2 separate regions of the Homo sapiens genome follow, and region 1 is linked to region 2. A link is a contact called in ENCODE Hi-C or POLR2A ChIA-PET data. All regions are on one chromosome and are shown on one strand. Each heading gives the region's core, a stretch centred on a gene start or an enhancer-like site at or near the end of the contact. The rest is flanking DNA. Distances are from core to core; before and after follow the strand shown.

Evidence for each region. A loop is a pair of places that touch in the nucleus more often than their neighbours do. ChIA-PET counts read pairs that join two places held with the same protein, here RNA polymerase II (POLR2A).
Region 1: a map of PC-3 shows a loop between it and region 2 (4-fold over the local background). The contact joins the enhancer-like site here to the promoter of VGLL3 in region 2. A Hi-C loop is called at or near these places in 1 of 168 maps with a recorded cell type or tissue (PC-3). POLR2A ChIA-PET finds 5 or more read pairs at or near these places in 1 of 52 experiments (Panc1).

The regions. Positions count from the first base shown.
Region 1 is chr3:87,202,954-87,209,957 of GRCh38, reverse strand. No RefSeq gene overlaps it. Among named protein-coding and RNA genes, the nearest start is that of MIR4795, 20 kb to the left of the region's middle. Within about 2 kb of position 2,262, at least 2 of the 41 ENCODE cell types and tissues checked have a DNase peak (open chromatin) inside an H3K27ac peak, as active enhancers do; they include PC-3, where a contact is called at or near this core.
Region 2 is chr3:86,985,479-86,992,603 of GRCh38, reverse strand. It overlaps VGLL3 (vestigial like family member 3), which reads left to right and starts at 1,455. Exons shown (of 4, transcript NM_016206.4): 1 at 1,455-1,986. The coding sequence starts at 1,861.

The sequences.
Region 1 (7,004 bases), core at 1,013-3,512, 220 kb before region 2:
GGGTGGATCACCTGAGGTCAGGAGCTTGAGAACAGCGTGGCCAACATGGTGAAACCCTGTCTCTACTAAAAATACAAAAATTAGCAGGGCGTGGTAGTGCATGCCTGGAGTCCCAGCTAGCTACTCAGGAGGCTGAGGCAGGAGAATTGCTTGAACCTGGGAAGCGGAGGTTGCAGTGAGCTGAGATCATGCCATTGCACTCCAGCTTGGGCAACAAGAGAGAGAAACTTTGTTTCAAAAAAAAAAAAAAAAAGAGAGAGAGAAACAAAAGAAAAGAGAGCCCTTTCAGCAAATATAAATAAAATTCTTAAATCTGTAAGCTTTAGAAAAGCATATGTCGTGGCTTAATTGAGCTGGAGCTCTATCTGAAATATCTTATTTGCAATGATGAAGAGCTTGTAGTAGTGGGAACCACTAAAGACCACTAAATGTCCTCAGCATTTGAACCACTTTATTTATTTGATTTTTTTATTGTAGTAAAATACATACAACATAACATTTATCATTTGTAAGTGTACAATTCATTAGTATTAAGTACATTCATGTTGTAGTGCCAATATTTGATTTTTTTTTTTTTTTCCTGAGACAGAATCTTACTCTGTCGTTCAGGCTGGAGGGCAGTGGTGCGATCTTGGCTTACTGCCAATATCTGGTTTTTGAGAAGACAACTGTATGGAAGATAAGCTGGGAGTGCAAATCCACTAGATAAAAAGAAATGAATTGAATATTTCAGTTGAGTTATGATAGGTCCAAAATTAGAACTGCAGACTAGTAGATAGAGAAAATTAGGATAAAGATTGCAGAAGGCACATTATTTGAGGGGAATGCAAATGAGTTCCACCCTAGACATCCTATGTTTCGTATGTATGTGAGACATCTGTGTGAAGCCCTCCAGCACAGAACTGAAAATAGTTCGGAGCTCAAGGAAGATGTGAAGCTGGAGTCATCAGCTTTGTTCAAGTAAACTCTCCTAACGAACATTCAAGGAAGTGAGGAAAATGGAATCAAGGATGGAACTTTGATGAGATCCAGTATTTAGCAGCTCATTAAGAGCAAGTATTCAACAATGGACACAAATAAGGAATAAGTAGAGGGAAGAACTAAGAGAGAGGAAGACATTGTAAACATCAAATAAAGGAAGTATTCCAAGTGGCAAGAGCACCTAACGACATCAAATATTAGTATTAAAGCAGAACAAAAACTTTTCATGTAGTTCATTGGATTTGACAAGGTTGTTGGTGATTCTCACAAGGGTGACTCCGTAGAATTATGCAGGATGGGTTTATGGGCAGAAGTGGTTATAGTGGGTTGAAGAACAATAGTAAAAAAAAAAAAACAAAAATATTAAGGAATAATGATAGATAATATTTATGGGGCATTTATACTATATCAGGTATTGTGTCAAGTGTTTTATAATATTATGCTATTCAATTCCTCTACCAATTTTGCACAGTGGGTAACAACATTTTATAGAATAGGAAATTGGGACTTAGAAAACTTATGTAATCTGCCCAAGGACCTATAGCCTTCTATATACGCTCAAGCCAGATTTTCGCTTCCCTATTTACCCCTTTACAAGAAATAAATAAAAATTTAGGATACAAATAAAAGGAAGTCTAAAGTATTCTTTCAAGAAGTTTGGCCAAATAGAGAAAGCGCATGAAGGGAGCTAAGTCAGTAACTGTAGGAGGTAGTAACATGGAGATATGGTTTTTGTTGTTCTCTGGAAAAAGGAATCAGAGTTGTTTTTGGATTGAGTAGAATTTACCTATTTTAATTAGGTAAGTAAAAGAGAATCTGTATAATGCAAAAGAGAAAGAGGATAATTAGTGGAGTGAGATCAACAGAAAAGGAAAGAGAATATAATTTCTAGTTCATAGGTCAAAGGTTTGATTTCTGAGAATTGGAGAAGTTTGATCTCAGAGACAGAGAAGGAGAAAAGAAGTGGGTGTGCAGCTCTGGATGTGGATAACTGAGCCTGGTAGAGAAGTTATGGGATTTTTGACTGATGTGCATCTTTACCAACAGTGTGGGATAGGGATATGCTTGGGAATTTGAAGAGCATAGTAAATATTTGGAACAAATGTTTCAAACAATAGACAAAAATGTAATTGTAATAGGAAGCACCTTATTGATGTAGTTTAAAGTAGAAAACACATTTTTGTGTGAATGCTAAGGGATGCTGTAACGTGATTCATCTTTACCAGTGGATGAGACATCCATCATAAAAGAGGATTAAAGGTGGGGCTTGTATTGATTCATGGGGAGTAAATAGTTTTGAGAGTGTAGCAGAAAGATGACAAAACAAGAGAATCCAGGAAAGTGTGGCAAATGCCATTATGTTAAATTCAGCATTGAGCTGCAAAATAGAGTAGGATGAATTATTGAATTCCCAAGTTGAGGTTAAAGAAAATATGTAGTATGGAGAAAGACACTGAAAAGTCTGAAAATTTAGGTGGCTGTGAGGAGTAAACCACAATTTAAGAGTTGAAGCTTACAAGAGCACTCCTGACAGTTGACTAATTTGAGTGTTCCATCTTGAGAGAGTTTTGCTAAAGAAAAAAGAGTGAGGATTTCCCAAATTAAAATGATAGTAAAGTAAATAGAGGTTTTAAATAATGTGAAATTTTACTTCTGGTTGAGTAATTTTTCCAGCATATCATTCAACAGTGGCTTTGACAGAGAAGAGCAGTACTCAAGAATACAATTCCACTAAAACAGAAATTCCTAAGCCAAACTTTTTATTTCATTAAAATTAATGTGTTTTCTCACCACTCCCTGAAACAGACCCTCTTACCAGTATACAAGGTTGAGAGTAATTCCTCTTTGAACTCCAGTTCTTGTTAACATGGATGCTGCTGCGACTCTGTATCTCAGAGCCTGCATCTCCTTCCAGTTAAATTTTGGATCAATGAGAATGTGGCCATTGCTCTTTTCCTCAAGGGTTAGTTTTTTGTATTCATAATCAGCCACTGATGATTGGCAACCATTTTTGAAGAATTTTTTTCATGTTTTCATATCTCTTCATTACTAAGACTACATTTAAGTATTTGCATAGTATCAATTTGCATAATGTACTCCATCAGCATTTATGTGACATTTTACTGTTTCATCTCTTCTATTGTCTCGTTGCCCTCTGCCTTTCATTGTCACATGGTTAAAAAAAAGAAAAGCTCATTTCAATGACAAAGACATCCACAGTTGGAGCATAAACACATGTCCAGGCTTACTATTACTATTTTAGATAAAACTCTGGGTAATAAGGCAAGGATTTTTTTACTTGGTTGCATCTGGTTCACATTTTTTTTAGTGTTAATCAATAAATATTGAGCTACCTGAAGGTGATTGACGATCAGGTAACCTATATTTATAATTGTTCTTCAAAACTAAATTACATTTTTGTAACTAACTTGTAGCAATATGAGCCCTTACAATGCTTCCTGACCCAGTTCAAATGCTACTTATCATAAAATCTTTTCTGATTTCCCCAGGCATAGTTAATTATTTCCTCGTCTGTGTTAGTAAAGAACTCTGCTCATATATGTCATTTATCATTTACCACATTGTGTTGTGCAATCTGTTTGCAGGTCTGAATCTTTCTTTAGACTTTGACTTGCTTGAGGGTTGAGGCTGTCTTCTTTATCTTTCCTGCAAAAGCAGTAAATGTGTGATTCATAAATGTGTGATTCATAACATTTCTTAAATTTTTTTTATGTTGTAAAGTATATAAAGAAAAATATACAAATTATCAGTGTACAACTGGATGAGTCACAACGTGTATTCAACTTTGCCATGAAATGGCTGCTCAGAATCACTCTGTCACTCTGAGCATCCCCTCAGACCCACCTGCTCAACTCCTCAGTCACTCTTCCTTCCCTGTGTGTCAGAGTAATCACATTCAGACTTTCAGTACCGAGACTAGTGTTTTAGTAAATAGTAAAAATACTATTTTACATAGTTTTTGGATCCTATATATTTTGGGTAGTTTTTTTATTTCTTTCTTTTTCTTTTTATTTTATATAAATGTAAATAAAACACAAACTCATAAGTGGAAGACCTAGCATAATTTAAAATTAATCAATAAAAATGTCCAGTAGTGTTAATAATGCTTATGTAATCTGAACACACAACGAAGATATGTGATACACTAAAAAGTAATTGACAATTATTTATCTTATTCTTCCAGGAATATAGGAACAGATATTTTACTTCTTGTCTCAACCAACATGCAATTTCTAAGCTAGAAATTTAATGGTTGTTATGAACCGAATGTTTGTCACCCCAAAATTCGTATGTTGGTGCACTAACCCCCAATGTGGTATTGTTTGGAGCTGGGACTTTTGGGAGGTAACTAGGGTTAAATGAGCTGTCAGTATGGCCCTCATAATGGGATTGCCTTTATAAGAATAGACACTAAAGAGGTTGTTTGTGCCCCCCACACCCACCTCATTCACCAAGAAGAGATCATGTAAGTACACAAAGAAGAGGAAACTATCTGCCAGCTACAAAAAGAGCCCTTACCAGACTCCAACCATGTAGCTTATTGGCACCCTAATCTTGGACCTCCAGCCTTCAGAACTGTGAGAAAATAAATTTCTGTTGTTTAAGCCACTCACTTTATGGTATTTTGTTATGGGAGCCCAAACAGACTAGGACAATGGCATTTCAAAAGTTTTGTGATATTTGAATCATAAGTTTTTGATATATTTGTAATATTTCAATTTCCTAGAAGGTATATAGGAAATATGTGAGAAGCCCAGCTCTATCTTGCTATCCATAATATGTATGTTGCAACTGAGAGTTTGGTGATAGTTTCTTTTCCCAATGTTAATGATGTAATTACAATATTGTCAAATTTACATTAGGTTTTTCACTTAAAGCAGTGGTTCTCAATGAGGGTGCTTTTGTCCCCCCAGGGACGTTTTTGGTTATCACAGTTCATGTTGTGTTTGTGGGGTGAGATGGGAGCGCTAATAAAATCTAACAGGTAGAAGTCAAGGATGTTACTAAAAATCCACAATGCACAGGACAGCCTCCAATAACAAAGAACTAGACAACCCTAAATGTCAGTAGAGTAAAGGTTGAAAAAAATTGACCTAAAGAAATTTCCATAGATAAATAACATCTTATTTATCTTATAATTTTATACCCTAATATTATTTGTTGGATTTTATGATGCCTGACCTTTTAAAATTGTTGAATGACATGCATATGCTGTTTTTTTTGTTTTGCTTTGCATTTTTAATGTCAAGAGGATTAATATCAACTTAAGATAAATTAAACTCAAAACACCTGGAGAAATTCAGTAACTAAAAATACTCAAACATCACTTGTGGTGCATTCCATCTTGTAAGTTTCAAGGAAGAAGCTGTTTTTGCTTAAATTTACTTTGGACTATACTCAGTACCAGGTAGATATTATTATTTACAACAATAGTTATAGGTATTCTTAATCACAAAATAATAAGAGATGAAAATTCTTCAGTTATTAACACTGCTGCTTTTTGTTTCATAAATGATGATACCATAGTCTAAATAATATTTGCATTCTCTGGCTGTGAAAATTAACAATATGTGAAAACACCTTTCGTATTGGAAAAGATACCAGATTTAATTTACTTTCTAAAGCATGAGTCATAGAATATTCTTATATTTGAATGTTGTGTTTGGCTTTTAAAAATGGTTACATATAAACGGTGATTCTTTATATGACTTTGCCAAAGGTAAAACTCCAACTGAATAATGTCACTTTAGTAGAAAAATACTGTTGTTCACTTCTTATCATGAATTACAATAAGGCATGTATATTAGTAAAGAAGGAGAGGAGGACAGGCAAAGAAAGAGCAGCAGAGGAGACAGATTATACCCAGGCTGTATATATTATCACTCTGAAGTCAGTAGGGAAGGCTGCTAAATGCTCTTACAACTGTAATAGCCTATCTCATGTTAATTCTAGCCCGAAGCTTCCTGGCACTTCTTGTTCAGAGATAATGGGGACAAACCTACTCTTTTTTTTTTTTTCTTGGTTGAACAGCAGATTTCTTTTTTCCCAAGGATGTCAAATAAATTAAGCAGTCTTTGCAAACAGCAACACAAAAGCCCTTTGCTTTGTAGAAATTCCCAGTAATAACATGCAAGAGTTATTACCCTTGATACTTAGTGTATTTTTTAATGGCTGGCAATAATCATTTTGATTGAATATTGGCTTATAATAGGCTTGTAAAGGAATTTAAGCACCCTTAACTGCTTTCAACTTTAGCTTCATGTGCCTAGGGAAAATCCCTGAAACAATAGATCTTGAAGTCATTAACATGGAAATATTTTATAAAAATGAAAGTCATTATCTATTGACCTCAAAAGTAAAGCAATTAAAATGGACTATTTATATTTTTTTTAATAATTCAATATATTATTGATCCTCTTCTTTGAAAGAAGAAATTATTTTATAACAAGTTATAATTTAGTTCCTTTGGACATTCAACTTTCTTTTATGCAGATCTTTCATAATTTTCATAATTCTTGGCATACAAATCAACTGGGATTTTATGTACTGAATCCTTAATCTAAATATTCCAGAATTCTTCAACCAGTTGGGAAAAAAATGTTGAGATGCTTATTAAAAGAAACCAACATTGTTTGAAATATTGGAAAGCAAGGCTACTTTAGAATTATTTTGTTTGATATTTATGTCTCCTTAGTGAGGATGCTTGTAGGCTATACTCTGTTTTACTAGACTTTGTGAGTAAAAAAGAAATACTCCAGAGGCTAATCTACTGAAAAATATGTGAAGTGATTCCACTCTGAGGCAATAGAATCCACTAAAACTCAGCTTCCATAACGTGAATGGACTGCAAGAGAAGCGGGTTTGAGGCTAGATTGGACTCTGAAGAATTATGAAAAATGATTTCTTACTTGTTGTTTTATCACTTCCTATCTCTCAGGGCAGGATAGTATTGGTAATTGAAAAATTCACTAGTTGAGACCCTGGAGTCTTACTGCCCAAAG
Region 2 (7,125 bases), core at 206-2,705:
GAGAGACAGGGAGTGGGGTTTGGGGGAGACATAGATATCTCTGGCGTGTTTTCTCTTCTTATAAGGAACCTAGTCCTATTAGATTAGGGCCCAACCTTTTAAATCTCATTTAACCTTATCACCTCCTTATATGTCCTGTCTTCAAATACAGCCATATTGTGGGTTAGGGCTTCAATATATACATTTTTGGGAAGACATAATTCAAACTATAAAAACATTAGTGCATTTGACTTTCAAACTGACTTTTTCTCTGAGAAAAGATAGACTGTAAAAATGAGAGATTGCTGTGAGTCATAAAAGAGGATGCCTACGTATAAGGAGAGATATGTTTGCTGAATCTCAGAGCTAGAGTTTGCTCATTTATAAAATGAGGCCCAGTGCGGTGCCTCATGCCTGTTATCCCAGCACTTTGGGAGACCGAGGCAGAAGGATCACTTGAGGCCAGGAGTTGGAGACCAGCCTAGGTAACATAGCAAGACCCCTTCTCTATAAAAAAAAAAATTAAAAAAATTACCTGGGCGTGGTAATGCACGCCTGTAGTCCCAGCTACTCCAGAGGCTGAGATGGGAGGATCTCTTGAGCGTGGGGGTGGTAGCTGCAGTGAGCTGTGCTCATGTCACTGTACTCTAGCTTGGGCGGCAGAAGGAAACCCTATCTCAAAATAAATAAAATAATGTGAGTATAATTATTTCTACTGATTATGTCAGAATACAAGTATATTCTCACAGACGTTTTTTTCCCCATTTTGGAGAGGGTCAGATCCAATTGCAAAGAGATAAACCTTTATTAGCGAATGGGCTTAATCAACTACCCTTTATTGCTCTGTGAAAACCAGGCTGTAAAAGCCAGAAATGGTGGACGTCTCACAGCAGTGTCATACCATGAAGATGTAAACTTAAAGCAGAGATTGCTTGTGGAAAACTGTGTTGCATTCTTGGCATGTGGGCACTTGCAGAGATGTTAACTTTCACTTATGATTATTTTAATGTAGGAGCTAATCCCCGTGTATTCTGCGCCTGCTCTGTTTTACCCCTTTGTACACTCGGCTTTTGTTTGGTCCCAGCCTCTGAGTTGGTGTTCCCTGTAAAATCTCCTTGGAGTAGGGAAGCCCTCGCCCTGGCGGCCAGGTGACAGAGACAGGGTGGGAACCTGCCGAGCCTTGAGGGCGCGGAGCCTCTGCATACCATTCCCCTCCCACCACCATCCCATGCTGGGAGGCGGAGAGGGCTGCAAACTTCGCTCCAATCCGCAGCCAGCCTTCCCCGGGGTCCCCCTGCAGGGTGACCCGCCCGCTGCAAAGCGAGTTGGAGAAACTTTGCAAAGTTCCGCGTCAGAGCCTGGGGAGGCAAAGTGCTCCCCCTTCTCCCCGGCGTTCCCCCTCCCTCTGCCCCCGCCTCCCTGTCCTCGCACAGCCGGGAGCACCCGTGATAGGACGAGCCCCGGGCGTGCATTGTGTATATGCAAACCGGAGCTGGGCTCCCCACGGCTGCCCGACCCGGGCCTGGGCTGTGGCTGTGACTGGCGCTGCCGTGGGCGCCGCAGCCCTCGCGGGAGCCGGACGCGGTAATGCCCCAGCGGCGCAGCGGGCGGCTGCGTCCCTGAGCCGCTATATAAGCGCGGCAGGGAACATCCGGAGGGGCTGAAGATGAAGGTGCCCGCGCATGGGCCCCCGCTGATTGCCAGTCCCTCCCGACCCCGCGCCCCGCGCGGAGCCCGAGGCCGCCGAGGACCCGCCTTCGCCGCAGTAGCAGCTGGAGCAGCGACAGAGGCGGCAGCTGCGGCGGCGGCGGCGCCCGCGCCCCTCGCGCCAGCGCGTAGAGCGGCGGCGGCAGCTCGGGGGCCGCCACTGCCCCGGCTGCCATGAGTTGTGCGGAGGTGATGTATCACCCCCAGCCTTATGGAGCGTCCCAGTATCTGCCCAACCCCATGGCAGCGACAACCTGCCCCACAGCCTACTATCAGCCGGCGCCCCAACCTGGCCAGCAGGTGAGTCACCGGACGGGCAGCCTGCTGGGGGCGGGGGCGAAGGGCATCGAGAGTATCGGTCTGGGGCTCGGCGACGTCCCGCCGGCACGCGTGGCGCAGAGGATGCTCTGGGATCTGCGGGAGCGTCCTTGAGCAGAAAGCCATCCCGAGAGAGCCGGGAAGGGAGAGCAGCAGGGTGGACGGGTGGGTGAGGCATGACCTAGCTGGGGGCTTCATTGAGCTGTGGTCACCGGAGCTCAGAGGCTGCTCCTCCTAGGCACCCTAGCTCTTAGGACTCAGTTCTCTGAAGCTCACCAAGGGCATCTATCTTAGGACCATGTGAGTAAACTTCCTTTCAACCAACTATTTTGTTTATTTGGAAAGATGGAATGTTTCAGGGTTTTATTGATGAGGAAGATGAAGTGCGCTGACAGAGGTAGGGGAAGCTACCTGGAGAGTGAGTTCACGAAATGATCTGGGACTTTCATGGGGGAACACTGGTCTAGCATAATGTCTATCGGGTGTTACTAGAACTTCTCCACAGAATCTTTCTCCCGGTGACTGTGACTTAGAGGACAGGGATGGATTCCAAGGTTCTTCATTCATTTTTTAATTCCAGCAAAGCACAGAGTTTGTACGTGTTCAGTCTGTTGACAGTGGGTCCCTCGGCCAAAAGGTTACCTTGAATCTCTGGATGCTGAGTCTCCACTCTTCCAAGAGTAACTGAAGATGTCCATAATAAGGGGTCGTGAACTGAGGAGATGATATAGTTACTTTAGAAGGAACAGTAGAGTTCTGGGGAATTTGGCACGAGGCGCCCTTGGACATTACTCTCTGGATACAACGGAGAGTGTGCCAAGGCTTAGTTAGTGCTACATTAAAATAAAAAATGTATGTGGCAAGGGCTGTACCAAAATAGAGTCCACCTCAGACTATGGGAATTAGGGTGGGCGGATTTGGAGAAACTTAAAAAAAATAACTAGATTTGGTTAGGAAATTACCATCCATAGAATATATTGATTTATTTCTTTTTACTTTCTTAGGTACCACATGTTTTATTGCAAACCTTCTTAGGTTTGGGCTGTTAATTAATCTGACATTTTACTTTCTGTATTTCCTCTACTTCTGTCTCTTTGCTAGAATTACAGTGCTACTCTTTAGAAAGAAATCTAACTTTCCGTTTAGAATTTAGGAACTATGAAATTCAGCTAATTCTGGAAGGGTACATGCCCCAGATTCATCTGCTAAATAGTACCAGCTTAACCAGAACCAATTAGGGCAAAAGAGGAAGGAGCCCTACTTTCTTGCTATCCTCTTAAAAAAAATATTCAGCAGCACCAGCATTTCAAAGCATCTCTGATATTACAGAGGTCTTCAATTATCATTTGGAATGTGGATGAGCAACAAACTAAAACTTCTCTACATGTTCAGAAAGATACTTTCCTCCTTTATAAAATAACAAACTAGTAGAAGTTGTTTCAAATATGGCTTTATTTTTTAGGGTTGTGAAATTAATGAATCTGTGGTGTGGAGTTAATACTGTAACACTTTTTTTTGAGCTAGAAAATAACATTCGGTATCAGAGAAAATGGCAAATTGCCAATCATAAAAGTTTTCAATAAGAAATGACTCCAGTACTTTATATAATGTTTGCAATAGCCCTGAGACTCGGTCCCCAAATTCATTTCTTTTGCTAAAACCGTCAACATACTGAAGACAACAATTTTAAAAAGTAAAAAATAAAATAAAATAAAAATCAGGAAAACTCTGACCATTGAGCTTCTTAAAAAGAAAACAATTTATCTACATTGATTGGTTACATAATGATCAACTTCTATATTTTGGGCTTTTGTAGACATTGCTTAACTAGATGTTAGGCTGAGTGAGCCATAGGGAGGTGCTTGGAAATTTTCATGTTGCTTTTTCTTCTTTTTCTTCTCCTTCTTCTTCTTCTTTTTTTTTTTTTTTTTTTTTTTTTTTTTTTTTTTTTTTTTTTTTGGTCAAGTAAAGAAACTGTTTGACCATAACTGGCTAACGAAATAAAAAAAAAAAGACTTGACAGTGTAACTACTGTTCTTTTAGTGTCAGAAGTTTATTTTGATGACCTACATTTTCTATTGGAAAAGAGAGTAAATCAGGAAATTCTTATCAGGCTGACAGCATTTTTAGACTATGCAATGCGTGGGTGAAGTGGGACTAATATTGACTTGGCCCTAATGCAGTCATCCGAGAATACATATTTTGGTTGTTTTTGCATTCCATAAGGTTTTATCATTATTATCCATGAAGATTGTTTTCTCCGTACATGGGAAGTGACCCCTAATAGCATCTTGCCTGGGAGACAAAAGTAAGGGCTACAACTCCTACTGAATTTGAAAAATTGATTTTTGGAGAAGGAAAAAATGGAAAAGGAGCGAAGAAAAGTAACAGCAATCAAGAAATTTTAATAGCCATTTAAAAAATGCTAGAAAAGACAGCATTAAAGTTTTATATTACTTCTGTATTCAATTGTAGTAGTGTATCTGTCAACTAATTTCCCCCTCAAACTGTATGGCTCTGAAGTCCTTATTAATTACTGTATCAAAATGATTCCTTATGATGGATTTTAAACACAGGTATATTTTTCCTCTTAACAAATGATCATATAACATTGAGAATTATTTTGGAAATAACAGAACTTCATTATCCAGGCATGTGTACTCTCACCTGTTTTCCGATAAGCACAAATGTGCACCTGAAATTTAAGTTTAGGTTTTTGTTGAACATATTGCATGTTGTAGGTGGGTAATAAGTGAATGTCATTTTAAAAACCTAGTTAACTGTATATATATATTAGCTTGCACTGCAGTGTGTTACTTAGGTATACAGTGGGCTAAAAAGTCAAAGTAAGCTAAAATATGTGCAAAGTATACATTTTATTGTCCCTGACATTAATTACTAGAAATTGCATGGCTGGGTATAAATCCTACAGTGGGGTTTATAGAGCCAAAATTACTGAGGGATGCTGGGTGACCTGTTTCGCATGCCCACCATCTCTTTCTGGCTTTAATATGTCAGTCTCTAACAACTCCTCAGGAGAACCCTTGACTCAGTCTCTCAGCACATGCTGTCAAAGGTTTCAGAATTATGCAGTTTATAGATGAGACAGAGAACAGTCACTGGTTTTCTAATTGTGCATGGGGATTTTTAACAATCACACTTTGGGCTTCATATAAAATGGAGTATATTTACTCTGTCCTCTTCCAGGGTAACAGCTGGATGAATCTGCATGCATGCTTTCACTTGAAAAAATTAAGTGCCCTTGGAGGGAGAACTTCAGTTATAAGTTTTGTAAGGTGTTTTTTCAAACTCTCTCTGGACTCTGCTACGTTGGTTGAGTCATAAAATTGTTCTGCAATTCGGTTTGTCAGAGAAAAAAGCCCTGGAAAAACATAACTTCAACTCTTCTTTTTACAAGTGAGAAAATGGATTTTTATAGGGCTGAAATGCCTAGCTAAAGATTTCAAAGCTGGTGACAAAATTAGGATCACCAGATCCCCCTTTCTCCGGTGTAGCATCTTTGTACAATGACATGAAATTTCCTAAAGCTTTTTAAATTTTTTTAATGTTTTGCTATTGCACAATAGGCTTATTTTTGTCTTTAGGTCCCCAATCAATTTTTTTTCTAATGAAGATTAATATGCAATAGATTCTTTGGCGTTGGAGTGCGAGATTCTTTCCAAGTCCTTGGTAGTGTACTTTTTTAAGTTTAGGCATTCCAAAGGCCGTTAGCAAGCATTTGGATTATGCTAATGACTTATGCTATCCATGTTGCACCCTTGTTGATGAAACAGTATATCCAGTTAGCAAATGAATATTTATTTATCTAAAATAAAATACAGGAAGTGGTATTAGCAGTTAAGTGTCTCATCTATTATTGCTATTCCAACATAAGTTTAGATTCATTAAGAGAAAAGAATACAGTTATAACCAAAGTAGTTTCAATTCACAGACAACTTATTTGAGGCAGAGGATCTATTTTTCTTGCAACTGTAAGTAAGGACTTAAGTAGATTTATAAAAATTTATACAGGACTTCTTTGAGAAAGAACAGCCCCTATAACTTCACACTACACAAATTAACTTCACTGTAGAGACTTCGAGACTTAAAGTGCCCCACAGCTTCATGCTCCCTATAACTTCCCAGCCAGAAAATTCAAAGCTGGAGGAAAAATTAAATGTTAAAATAATTGAACTCTTATCTCTGGCAGTCAACCAGAATCGAGATTACAATGATGATGGTAAGGGCAAGATTGAGAACCATAAAATCATGCATAGTGAGGATGTGTTCACCAAGAAACAAAATGCCAGGACAAGGTGACACTGTGGAAATTTATGTAAAGGGTATTCTGGCTAAATGCAAGGAAGTTCTACCTTATCTAGCCCTTAGTAAAATTTCACATCTCACAAAGCCGGAGATGGCAAGGAGGTGACCTATAAGATGGTAAAAGAGGTGTTTAGAGTGGAAAGTCTTGTTCTCCTATGCACTGTTTCTTCAGGTTACTGAAGAAGAAGCTGGGCTATGTGCGTGTGTGTATATATGTGTGTGTGTGTATACGTGTGTGTGTGTATATATATATATATTTGTCATATCTATCTGTGCAAAGGGAATTTTCAATGGGAATAAAACTATTATGCTTATGATGCCTAAGGCAGATCTTAAAGCAAACTTGTAAGCTAGGTGACTGTCATTCTAAGACCTGGGTGCTTAGCTTGGTTCTCACTTCCATAGGCTCTGTGTCCAACTAACTTTTTAAAAATCTGAAAACTAATATATCTTGTAATAGATAATATGTTAGGGTATTACCTCCAAGAAAACATTTTTATTCAAGAAGCAAAAGCTCTCTAAGAGTTGAATTTGAGGCTCTGTCAGGGACAGTGAAAGCAAAACTTTTGAGCTAAGCTCTGCTCTGAACCTTTCAAAACACATCTCTTTAAGCAGCTGGTTTTCTGCTCTGACTACTCATTTAGGAAGACCTAAGACTGCCTTGAACCATTAGACCCAAACAGCTGCTGCTAGAACAACTCATAAATCCATATTTACTGATAGTTCAGTGGATACCAGATTTACGCCAGTAATTTACAAGTGTGGTCTGAACTAGGGTAACTGAACCATTTTTCA